Linked DNA regions of Homo sapiens: region 1 is linked to region 2. Evidence: chromatin contacts called from ENCODE Hi-C or POLR2A ChIA-PET data. All regions are on one chromosome and are shown on one strand. The core of a region is the stretch at or near the end of the contact, and the rest is flanking DNA. Distances in the headings are between cores, read along the strand shown.

What was found. Hi-C counts contacts between places; a loop is a spot of excess contacts on that map. ChIA-PET counts read pairs that join two places held with the same protein, here RNA polymerase II (POLR2A). Pooled maps may share reads with other maps.
Region 1: a map of OCI-LY7 shows a loop between it and region 2 (3-fold over the local background). The contact joins the enhancer-like site here to the promoter of LINC02212 in region 2. A Hi-C loop is called at or near these places in 5 of 168 maps with a recorded cell type or tissue (B cell, CD4-positive, alpha-beta memory T cell, OCI-LY7 and 2 more), 2 of 37 single-sample maps with no recorded cell type and 12 of 50 pooled maps. POLR2A ChIA-PET finds 5 or more read pairs at or near these places in 4 of 52 experiments (AG04449, OCI-LY7, WTC11 and 1 more).

Annotation. Positions count from the first base shown.
Region 1 is chr5:10,625,128-10,631,427 of GRCh38, forward strand. All of the region lies in intron 2 of ANKRD33B (ankyrin repeat domain 33B), which reads left to right. Among named protein-coding and RNA genes, the nearest start is that of ANKRD33B, 64 kb to the left of the region's middle. RefSeq lists enhancers at 2,467-2,746, 2,767-2,816, 6,248-6,300. Within about 2 kb of position 2,849, at least 27 of the 41 ENCODE cell types and tissues checked have a DNase peak (open chromatin) inside an H3K27ac peak, as active enhancers do; they include OCI-LY7 and endothelial cell of umbilical vein, where a contact is called at or near this core.
Region 2 is chr5:10,500,136-10,506,296 of GRCh38, forward strand. It overlaps LINC02212 (long intergenic non-protein coding RNA 2212), which reads right to left and starts at 2,593. Exons shown (of 3, transcript NR_104606.1): 1 at 1,070-2,593. It overlaps LINC02213 (long intergenic non-protein coding RNA 2213), which reads right to left. Exons shown (of 3, transcript NR_134289.1): 3 at 4,855-5,389. RefSeq lists an enhancer at 3,014-3,908.

The sequences.
Region 1 (6,300 bases), core at 1,599-4,098, 130 kb after region 2:
TGTTCATGACTTTCCTGTGCTGTTTTGCCAAAGAGGCTGTTTAGGCCCAATCAGGTGATGTCCCATTTTAATCAATTTCATAACCAGTTTTATTTCTTTGATGATTTGTTAATTTCAAAAGCTGTCCATGCATATTTGCTTACAGCCAAAAATGACTACAAAAGTATTATCAGGGAGGAAGAAAAAGATCCCTTCTCTGTCTTCCAAATATTCCAGCTCCCTTATCAGCACTCAGGAGTCACCTCTTCAGACCTCATTCAGTCCTTTCCAAACACACACGTATGTATGTGCGCTTTGTATTCACATGACTGGGCTAGTGCTGTTGAGACTGTGTTTTTAGTGGTTTTGTTCACATGGTTATTAATCTAGAAGCTCCTGCTGTGTCGGTGTCCCTGAGCCCTGCCAGGCGCTCGTAGCCCTGCCTTCCTGCACGGGGATGTGTGGCTCATGCCCGGTTCCCCACCAAGACTTCAAATTTGAGAGGCTGCGTTATGACTGGCCTTCACTCACTGTGGTGGACCCGGCTCTTAGGCCAGTCCTTGAACATGAAGTACTTGCTTCTTAAATATTTGTTGGAAAAGAGGATATTGTGTAAAATGCATGAACCGTGGTATACTTAACTGTCCCAGTTACTGGACAGGTGGGCTTTTGAGTTAATCAACGGCAGCAAGGCTGTAGTGAAGTCTTTGGATCTGGGGTGCATCTCTGAGGACAGCGTGTTAGGATCCTGGCAGCTTGAAGCATGTTGAGTGACAGGTGGTCTCAGAGGGCTGAACAGAGGAGTTGATGAGGGCCTGTCAATTACGGGGGGAAGGGTAGAGTTAAGGGAACCAACATTGAAAGGATTAAGGGGAGGGACTCTGCAGAGAGTGACCCAGGCCAAGAAGCTGGAACCCGAGAGGCAGCCTCGGCCTAGAACCCGAGTGACACAGGCCAAGAAGCTGGAACCCGAGAGGCAGCCTCGGCCTAGAACCGCAGCCAGGGGCCGGAGTGGGAGGCAGGGCCAGATGTCCCGCTCCTTCCACCCTGGTCCCCTGCTGAGCCAACCCAGAAACCTCATTGGGGCGGAAACTGGGCAGGTGCTGTTGGTGCAGGTCAGCTTCCTAGGCCGAAAGCAGGGCAAGGAAGAGGAGAAGCAATGTGCAGACACACTCTTAGAACAGAATTGCTTCAGCAAGGGCTGTGCCTGTTTTAAGTGTATGCAGCTGCCAAGTGGTCTTTAGAAAGCTGTGGCGATTTCTCCTTTCCCCTGAGTGTCCAAGAGTGTTCTTGCAAGCCCTGGCTGAGATCAGTCTTTTCAGTATTTCCCTACTCAAATGAACCAAAACTCTGGTTTTCAGTTGTATTTCCCCAGCTCTCTTTTGAGCCTAGTACCTGTTAGGATGCTTTTGGCTTCAACCACAAGGACACTGCCTTCTCTTGCAACACAAGACATCTGCGGGCGATGTTGCAGGGTTGCTTCACTGAGTAGCTGGGTGATGCTGGGACCTAGAGCCACTTCTCAGAAATACATTCGCCTTTTCCTTCATGGTCCCAAGGTGGCCCCAGCTGCTAGAAGTGCCACGGCTTCACGTTGCAACACTCAGGGACATCAAGGAAGAGGAGCAAATCCCTGTCGGCGTTTCCCTTTATAAGACAGGAAAACATTTCCAGAAGGCTCCAGCAGAGTATCGTTGCCATCTCACCAACCAGGGTTGCGTCACAAGCCCGTGCCAAACCAGTGATGGAGGATGGCTTGTGTAGACAGCAGTCGCACTAAGCAGAATCAGCATTGTGAAGCGCAATCTTAAAGCAACCATATGTTTATATTATTTGCTATGGCAACTGGGTTGGTTGTCTGAGAGTTGGAAGCTCTGGGTTTCTGGAGGACACAGCATTTATGAGTACGAATTCGGATGCAAATGCCTTCATCTGCCTTTTGAGTGTTCTCTAAAAAGTCTAATTTCCTCGGCTATTTAATGCACAATAAAAATACAGCCAAATCTGTACTAGGTCTGTAAATGGAGAGAACGTTTGAAAATAAATCCCCATGTAATCCCTAAGTCTCATTTAGCCAGTCATTTCAACTTTCACCACCGCTCCACTAACAAAAATAAAATAAGATAACCAAAGAAAGGAACAAGAAGTCCCATGGATAGAGTTGTGTGTTTATTTCTGTTTCCTTGTTGTGCTTTAACAGAATAGCATGGACGTGGTAAAGTGAGGAAACGCCAGGGGTCTCTTTGAGCTGGTGATGGGATACAGCACGTGAAGCTTGTTTTGGGTATAAGGAACCTCTGATGTGTGCTTGCAACTTGTTATTTCTTGCATTTAATTGTAAAATTCTGAGGCTACGTGCTGAGAGCCAGCCTGGCAGGATGCTGCCCGGGGACGGGGACAGAACGGGAGGGATTCTCAGGGGCAGCTGTGGGTTTGGGCTGCGGGGGAGCCCTGGTTCCTGAGCTGAATCGGGGAGAGTCCCAGTTCAGAGGAGAATTTATGACTTGGTCAGAACCCAGGAACAATGCCTCTTCATGTTATTTATCTTATTTTATTAGCAGTGCACACGATCACGATCTTAGTGTGATCTCATTGTGATGTTCATGTTGTTTTGAAGTGCTTCCTTTTTTCTCAGTTTATACCGTTTCAAATAAGAGAGTAGAACTTGGTGAGTCTCGGTTTCCCAGCGTTGCCTTATCTTTTCCTGTGAGCTTTTCTGAGCTCTTCTGATTGGCCATGGCAGCGCCACACCCCTGCCCGCTGGCCAGCCAGGAGGGCTCCTCAGCCAGCTTGGGGCTTGCCTGGCTCCTCCTTCAGACCCCTGCCTGCCCTGCAAAGAGCAGGGATGCTGCCCTCCCCTACTAACCCTGCCCCTCCATCTGCATGGTAAATGCCTTATGCTAAGAATTCCTGGAGTCTGTTCATGCCGCGTGGCTGGTATGATGTCATATTTCCAAAGCCGACAGCTCCCTCTACTGGCCTGGTCTGGAGAACTGCAGTTTGAGTGCCTTGAGTCAGTCAATCTTAGACAACCCAATTCTGTAACATTTTCCAATTTTTAGAGCAGTTTGTGTTTATTGCCTGTTTTTTTTAGATGGAGTTTTGCTCTTGTTGCCCAGGCTGGAGTGCAATGATGTGATCTTGGCTCACTGCAATCTCCGCCTCCCGGGTTCAAGTGATTCTCCTGCCTCAGCCTCCTGAGTAGCTGGGATTACAGGTGCCTGCCACTACGCCCAGCCAATTTTTTGTATTTTTAGTAGAGACGGGGTTTCACCATGTTGGCCAGGCTGGTATCGAACTCCTGATCTCAGGTCATCCACCCACTTCGGCCTCCCAAAGTGCTGGGATTACAGGCGTGAACCATTGCGCTCGGCCAGCCCAGCTAATTTTTATTTTTTGAGATGGGATCTTGCCATGTTGCCCAGGCTTGTATCTAACTCCTAAGCTCAAGTGATCCTCTAGCCTCAGCCTCCCTGGCCTCTTCGGGCCTTGGCCTCTCTGCTGGGATTACAGGCACGAGCCACCTTGCCCACCCTGATACTTTCAATAAATAAACTTTTCCCAAAGGAGTGGTAGGAATGTTTCAGCCTTTTCATCTAATGCATATTTATTGAGCACCCCAGAGCATGCAGTCAGTTGGAAGTTTTAAGCATGTGAGCTGGGTAACGAGGGCTGTGGCGGCTGTGGGAACCCATATATGCATGGGAACGTGGACGATGAGACACCGTGGGTCAAGGGGCACCAGGGAAGACCTGGAGTTGGAAGGGATGGCTCATCAGGTCACCAAGTAAAAAGAGGAGGCAGAATATTCCAGGTAGAGGGACTCCTTGTGCAGAGGCCACTAGATTAGAGGAAGTGTGGCTCATGAGTGAATTACACGGAATGCTGGCTGTTTGACCATAAAGTGGATTGGGAGGGCATTGGCGGTGAGAGCTGAGGGTGAAGAGGTAAAAACCAGCTCATTGAAGAGTTGAGACCTCATCTAAAGAGCAGAGCCCATGGAGAGTTTCGGATGAGTAGTGGGGATGGTCAGAGGCCCCTGTTGGTGTCACCGTGCTGCTGGTGTGGAGAATGAATGGGGGCAGAAGTGGGACAAAGGAGGCTAGTCAGGACAGGAGCTGTGGCCCCATGGGGACGTGGTAGCCCAGGTCAGGGATGGAGAAACAAAGACAGTTTTAGGAAATTTAAACTTTTTTTTGTAGAGATGAGGTCTTGCCATGCTGCCTATGCTGGTCTCAAATTCCCGTGCTCAAGTGATGTCAGAGGTGCAGTTGGCAGAATGTGGTGATTGCTTGGGTGAGGGAGGATGTGGAGGGCTTGAGACTGAGTCCAGCCGTCTGGCTTGGGTGATGGGGTGACTGGTGGTGTTCATCACTGAATAAGGGATGTGGGAGAGGAGTAGCTTCGGAGGAAAGATGTTTTGGGTTTGATGCATTGAGTTTGTAGGATACCCATGATGAAATACTCAGTAGACAGATACTCAGGTAAAAAACTGAAGAAAAGAGATAGAACTGGAAAGAGTTGATGTGGAAGCTTTAGAGCTGAAACTTGGATCCACAGGAGTGTATAGGATCACCAAAGGAGAGTGTATGAGATAAGGAGGGGGCTTAGCAGGCAGCTGAGGAACAGCAGCATTTCAGGAAGGAGAGAACAGGAGCTCAGAATGTTGAGAGGGCGGAAAATCAGAAGGGTGAGCATCTGCATGTCCATGGAAAGAGCGTGTTTCAGAAAGGATGAAAGAGAGGAGTGAGTGGGAAATGCTGGGGAGATGTTGAATGTGATGAGAACTGACAAATCACCACTGAGTCTCATTGTAAGAAGGTCACTGGGGACTGCTGGGGGTGGTTTCAGCAAAGTCAGAGAGTGTCATTAGCAACAGTGAGAGTAGATGGATCTGGAATTGGACTGAAGCGGAGTTGAATGGTTGATGGAGGGTGGCGGGAACATGAAGACGGCCCACAGGGGTTGCTGTGAGTCACATATGCTTTTAAGATGAGAGACCCTTGAGCATGCATGTCAGCTAGTTATTGCTGTGTAACAAACAACTCCCATGCTCTGGGATGTTTTTATTGCTTATGCATCTGTGGATGGGCTGGGGATCTGTTGATCTAAACTGTCCTTGCTCAAGTCTGTGGGCAAGTCGGGGACCTGTTCTTGGGCACTTCGGCTGGGGCAGCTCTGCTGCATGCATTACTCATCCTCTTCCTGGGAGCAGCGAGCCAGCCTGGGCATGCTCTTCTTGGGGAGACAGCTGAGGCACAAACATGCATGAAAGTCTGGATAAGTACATTTCAACCTTCTGCTTCCATCACGCCTGCAAACATCCCATCGGCCAAGGTTCCACTAGACAGAGAACTGGGAAGTCACTTAACAAAGGGCAGTGTGAAGAAGATGGGCCATTAGTGCATTGTAGGAACTAAGGGCCTTCTGAAGGTTCACTAAAATCAACTTGCAAAAGGCAGGTGAATAAGAGAAGAGGCATACAAAAGAGGCCATGTTCCCATAACATGCGTACATGGGAGCCTTCGGAATGAAAACCCAAAAATGCAGGAGGAATTTTCCATTTTTCTGCTTAGGTTCAACAAAGTGTGGACAGTTATGTAGAAATATAGTTGGACAGGCCAGGCACGGTGGCTCATGCCTAGAATCCCAGCACTTTGGGAGGCTGAGGCAGGAGAATGGCTTGAACCCAGGAGGCTGAGGTTGCAGTGAGCCAAGGTCGCGCCACTGCACTCCAGCCTAGGTGACAGAGTGAGACTGTGTCAAAAAAAAAAAAAAAAGAAGAAGAAATATAATGCTAATAAATAGACTGAGTGGGGAAACCCCACAGGCCTGCCTGTCTCCTCGATTCTTCTAGGTTTCTCTGAGCAGCACTTCTTCCTTCTGGGAGTGACTCTCCCTGGAACAGGGGTCTTATGACCTACAGTCGGACATGGCAAGTCAGATAATTTCTTTATGTTAGGGCAGTATTTTTAGGTTTTAGGGAACCTTTAGGCTGGCCTTAGGGAAAAGGGGTTCTGGTTTCAAAGATCTGCCTTGGGGAAGAGGGATTCCAGTTTGGATGGCTGGCCTCAGGGAAGAAGGGACTGAGACATGGGAGGGCAGGAGGGCAGAGAGAAACCTTTGCTTCTGAGGCCTTCACTGTGGGGTATTGCTTTCTGAGCCCCAACAGCATTCTGAGGGAAGTGGGTCTGCAAGGAATGAGAGGTTGATGAGAAACAGGAGGGATCTGATAAATATTCCACAGCAGTGGGCAGGGAGTGGCTGTCAAGCACAGGAGGGGAGGAGCAGGGATAAGCCTCCTTCAGCAAGAGGAGAATC
Region 2 (6,161 bases), core at 1,343-3,842:
ATAGACTGAGACCCTGTCTGAAAACACACACACACACACACACACACACACACACACACACACACAAAACCTACTAGAAAAATACCAGGTACATAGAACACAGTGAGAGAAAGTACTGTGTCATTAAATCTTGATTCCATGTTTATATGTATATTTTCTGGGTTGTGATATAAAACATTTCTTTCCAAGTGAGGCAATCAAAAACTGAAAGCTGGCCAGGCACAGTGGCTCACCCCTCTAATCTCAGCACTTTGGGAGACCAAGATGGGAGGACTGCTTGGGGCCAGGGGTTCCAAACCATTCTGGACAACATAGTGAGACCCTCATTCTATAAAAAATTAGTTTAAAAAATTAATTTAAAAAATTAGCCAAGTGTGGTGGCATGCACCTACAGTCCCAGCTACTTGGGAGGCTGAGGTGGGAGGATCACCTGAGCCCAGGAGGTTGAGGCTGCAGTGAGCTATGATCATGCTACTGCACCCCAGCCTGGGCAACAGAGTGAGAAAGATCCTGTCTCAAAAAAACAAACCAAACCAAAGAAATTTGAAAGCCACTGTCCTATGTGGAAGAATTTGGAAGTCAATGATAACACAGGGAGGTAGTAATTATTTTCCAGGTTTCAGAAGTGCTTGTGGGTCCCGATAGGAGAGATGCTGTGATGGTGTGAGGTCAAGGAGGACTCTGGGCTGGGTTGAATCGGGGCTGTACCACTTCCCTCAGGAGGTCCTTGTGAGGGCGACTCCATTGCCTGGGCCTCCACTTTTCATCTGTAAAATGGGCTAAATATCTACCTTGATGGGGAGGAGGAGGATGAAATAGCTCCTCACTCTTGAATGCTCCCTGTCCTAGGATTTGTTCTGAGTCTTTTATGTATATTACATCAGTCTTTCTTCACAATATCCCTCTGGTTAAGTGCTAGTACCATTAGTTTATCAGTACAGGTAAGGACACTAAGACACGGAGAGGTGAAGTCACCTGCCCAAGTGAGCTGATGTCAATGAAAATCTGTATCATGCCAAATACTGTGTCTGGCACATAGCAAGCACAGAGCAAATTTTAATTTTCTTACCCTTAATTTTGTTTCAATCGCTTTAAAGGATCCTCAGATATAGGCAGACAAACAAGCTGGTGGAAGATGTGTGAGAAGCACACTTCAAACTGCCAGGAAGCTGGCTTCTATGGAGTCCCAAAGTGTGAAATTAGCTCCTCTTCTGTGAGGGTCCCTGGAAACAGTGGCTGCTCCCTGCAGGAGGCAGAGTCCCTGCAAGCCCTACTCTTCAGCATCAGAGGAACTGCAAGGGAAGTCAAAGAAAGGGGACCCTCCCCTCCAGCCCTTAGGGGAAGACTCATCGATGGTTTCAGGGAGGAAAGAGAATGATGGGCCTGGCTCACAGTACACTACCTTCTTGCTGGATTTTAAAGATTAGAGGCCCAGGAACCCCCAGCCCTACTCCACACCCTGCAATACAGATCAGCTTCAAGGGGTCTCCACCTCCCCTGCCCACGATGGCCGGCCCCACTCCTCCAGTAGAGACTGTGGGCCCCACTGTCTGGAGGCCAAGGGAGAACAGAGCTGCTTCTCCCTGGGGGAGATCAGACAAGTAATTAGACCAAACTGCAAGAGGCAGCTATGTCATTGCTTCTCAGAAATGATAAACAGCGCAAAGAGAGGATTGCATCACTTCTTCCCAGGGTCGCTGGGACATTTGCTCTCAGAGTCCAAGCTGGGTCGCATTTTAATCAGAGGGGGGCTGTGGACTGATTCCCTGCCGAGTGCAGAAATGTTTCATCAGCAATTAGTATGAGCACTCCAAAAGGAAGCTACACGTTCTCCTTGCCTTGTTCCCACGTTTGCTTGTTCCAAGTCGTGTCTTTATACTATCTTAACTATATAATGTCATTTATGCCATATTTTAAAATAGTTGTCTTCTTATAGAACCCATGACTTTGTTTGACTTCATTAACAAAACTTAGTAATTTACCTTGCACAGAGCCTGCCCATATGGGATATGAAATTAGTATTTGCAGAATAAAAAGATGTTGATGACAATAATAATACACATAATGACATAATAATATTAAAGTAAAAGCTAACTTGCGGGGGCCCTCTCTTCTGCCTCCTGTCTGAAGAGGGCTGCCTCTGCAGTGAGCCTGGACGTGGGACTACTGCACACATGACCCTGCGGACATCAGGCCGGGAGCAGGTGGAGGCGGGTGGCGGAGGAAGTGGTAGAGGAGGAGAGGCCAGGAGCTCCCTGAGCCAGCGCTCCCACAGAAGGAAGTTCATCAGAAAATCACAGAGGGCCTGGGACCCAAGGTCCCCCATCCCTCACCCCACCCACCCCATCAGAGGTTTGTTCCCGAGTACCTGTGTTTTAAAGTGCCCAGATGGCCTCCAGCTGCCCACTCTAGCACTTACAAGTTTGGAGTCCAGGGTCCCCAGACCGTGGGGTGGCAGTGACCACACTGGCCTCCTGAAGTGGGCAGGTCAGAGGATCCCAGGCCTGGCTGCTCAGAGTGCTGTCTGCCAGCTGGGGGTGACATTCCTGTCCTGGCTGTGACTGTCCCCTCAGCTTCCGCCTTATTCACCCCTGATGGGAGGCAGAGGTGGAGCCAGGAGAGCTCTGCTCATGACTGTGCTCCAGGAGGCTCCACCTCCGTGTGCACCCAGAAGGCCCACAGGAGAGATGTTGTAGCCTGCAAAGCACTACTGCCTGCACGACTGCACGGCCGGCTCCACAGGCTCCTCGGAAACGACAGCAGGAGCAAAGATGAGGGCTACAGTGCCAGGTGAACACCTGGGAGCCGTCTGTGTCCATCTCTGAGTTCTATTCGTTTGCTAAGGCTGACCTAAGAAAGTGCCACATACTGGGAGGCTTATAGCACACAGGTGATTTTCTCACTGTCCTGGAGACTGGATGTCCAAGGTGTGCAGGCTGGTTTCTCCGAAGGCCTCTCTCCCTGGCTGCAGGTGGCCGCCTTCCTGCTGCATCCACCCTCGGCCTTTCCTCTGTGCAACAGCGTGCCTGCGGTCTCTTCCTCTTCATATAAGGACCCCAGTCCTAGTGGATTATGGCCTACCCTAATAGCCTCATTTAACCCCCATTCCCTCCTTAAAGGTACTGTCTCCAAATACAGTCACATTGGGGGTTAGGGCTCCAGCGTATGAATTTGGGGGGACACCATTCAGTACACAGCAGGAGGAAAATCACTTTCACAGTCACACAGCACTTCCAAGCTGTGTGTGTTGCCTTACGTGTCCAGCACCATGCGTGAAGTATTGTCGCAGCTGTTTTCGTTAGGATGTGTGGGAAGAGCACATCTGTCATCAGTTCCAGCCCCCAGTGACCAAGAACACGTCCCTTTGGCTCTGCCTCTGGCTCACACTGGACTGGGACTAGAGCTCACAGCTGCAGGTGCCAGGCCTGAGGGCTGCAGGCTTGCTGCCAGGCCCAGGGCATGGGCTATCCATCCCATATTCCACCCAGGTGCAGACAGACCAACATGAGTACCCAGGAGAGCTGCAACCCCTGGGCGCCACCGAGACCCCCTCTCAGCCTGGCCCCCTCCATTCTTTCACTTGAGTAATGCAGGTTCTCTAGGTGCTATATACAGTGCTTTGCAAACTCAGCTTCCAGCTTTGTGCAAAGAGACCCTTGTGAAGGGGGTCCTTAGACTACCTTTGGGTTTGGCAACTCGCTAGTAGGACTCACAGCACTAAGAAAGGCTATTAGATTTGTGCTTACACTTTGAAAATACAGATTTAAATTAGCAAAGGAAAAAGGAACATAGAGCGGAGTCCAGGAGAAACTCGCACAAGCTTCTGGTGTCCTTGCCCTGCGGGGCTGAACGGATAGCGTTTATTTTCCCCAGCAACGATGTTTCACGGCACACTTGAGGTGTTAGCCACCATGAAAGCTTACCTATGCACTGGTGTTCAGGGTTTTCATTGGGGTCAGTCACATAGGCATGCAGTGCCCATGTGACTGACCTCGGCTACTTGGACCTCAGCCCAACAGAGGTGAAATTAATAGAGCATGGCCCAGAGCCTCGGGCACGTGTGAACAGGCTTTCATCATAAATCACACTGTTGGCATAAACTAAGGATGTGGCCCAAGGCCTCAGATACACAAAGCCACCCTTATCAGGAGGGACACTCCAAGGACTCAGGGGTCATCTCTTCGGAGCTGATCAAGGCTGTATGCAGGGTTTGGTCAACTCAGATCTGCTGAGTCACCCTTGACATCACAGCTGACATCCCTAAGTCTCTTTGGCTGGGACATGTGGGAGCTGCTGCTGTCAGTGTCAGAGGCTTTCAATTTGATTCATGTTTGACAGTATGATTTGGGAGAAATTATATATTTTATCCTAATTTTCATTTATTTCATTATCAGTGAAGCAGAACAACTCTCTACGTGTTTTATTGCCATTTGAATTTCTTGTGTACTTTGTCTAGTCATTTGTTCATACATATGTTGAGTTATTTACATTTTTATAATTTATAGGAGCCCTTATGAATTGTGCACATAAGCTCTTTGTCATATGTGGCAAATACGCTTCTACTATTTCTTTTAACTTTATTCTTTTTTGTGAGTGATACAGAAATGTATATTTTTGATGTAGTCAGCTGGTCAATCTTTTCTGTCATGATTTCAGATCTTAGTGTTAAGATCACAAAGGTTTTCTGCTCCCCAAACTATATGCTGTCCAATATATCTTCTCATGCTTTATTTTTAAACACGTAAATATCTGATCTTTTGGAATATTGTATTATAATATATTTATTATGTTATGTTATATGATATGATATTATACATTTCCTAGGGCTGTTATAACAAATCACCACAAACTGAGTGACTTAAAACAGCAGAAATTTATTCTTTCATGGTTCTGTTTGCAAGGAGGCAGCAGGGCTGTGCTTTCTTGAAGGGCTCTAGGGGAGCATCTATCTGTTCCACGGCTTTCTCTTCGCTTTGATGTCACCAGCAATCTTTGGCTTATAGAAGAATCACTTGAGCCTCGGCCCCTCTGTCTTCACACGGCATCCTCTTTGTGTGTTTGTGTCTCTTTTCCTCTTCTTATAAAGATGTCAGTCATATTGGATTAGGGCCCTCCTAATGACCTCATCTTGATTACAACTGCAGAGACCCTATTTCCAAAAAGGCCACATGCACTGATACCAGGGGTTAGAACTTCAATGTATCTTTTGGGAGGACACAATTCAATCCATAACATATATGGTGTAACAAAACTTCATTTGTTTTTCCAAATGCTTACCTAATTGTCGTAATGTCATTTATTGGACAATCCATCCTTTATCCATGGGTTTATTTCAAGACTGATTATTCTGCTCCAGTAATGTATTGGTCAGTTCTGCTGAGGTCACATACTGTTTGACAAAGTATTGGTGTATAACCACCCAAGATAAGCAATTATGGAAGGAAATTGGAGGGAAAAGTTAGCTAGCCTCGCACTGTTAGTATGATCAGTCTTTCCCAGTCGTACAGTCTATAATGGGAGGCCTGTCTGAAAATACTTGCACTTCTCATTTTTATGCCCTTGTTTGGACTTGGGCTGTTCCTGCAACAGTTGGTTATGTCTGATAAAAAAAAAAAAAAAAGAGGAACTGGCCAGGTGCGGTGGCTCACGCATGTAATTACAACACTTTGGGAGGCTGAGGCTGGCAGATCACTTGAGGCCAAGAATTTGAGACCAGCCTGGCCAACATGGTGAAACCCCGTTTCTACTAAAAATGCAAAAACAAACAAACAAACAAGGAAACAAAAAATTAGCCTGGTGTGGTGATGCGTGCCTATATTCCCACCTATTTGGGAGACTGAGTCTATGAGAATCACCTGAGCCTGGGAGGTGGCGGCTGCAGTGAGATGAGATTGCGCCACTGCACTCCAGCCTGGGTGACAAAGCAAGTCTCTGTCTCAAAAAAAAAAAAAAAAAAAAAAAAGTAACTTCTTTCTTTCATAGCCACTACACTGATATAGGGTTTGAAATATTAAGAGATACTAGTTTTAAACATCTGCCCAGAGTAGTCCTCCAATTCCTGGAACAATCCAGAAGTGTACAAATTCTGACAGAGCTATTAGAAGCCATACCAATGCTAAGGGTTTAATGGCCAAGAGAAACTCAGTCACTCCTTTAACATG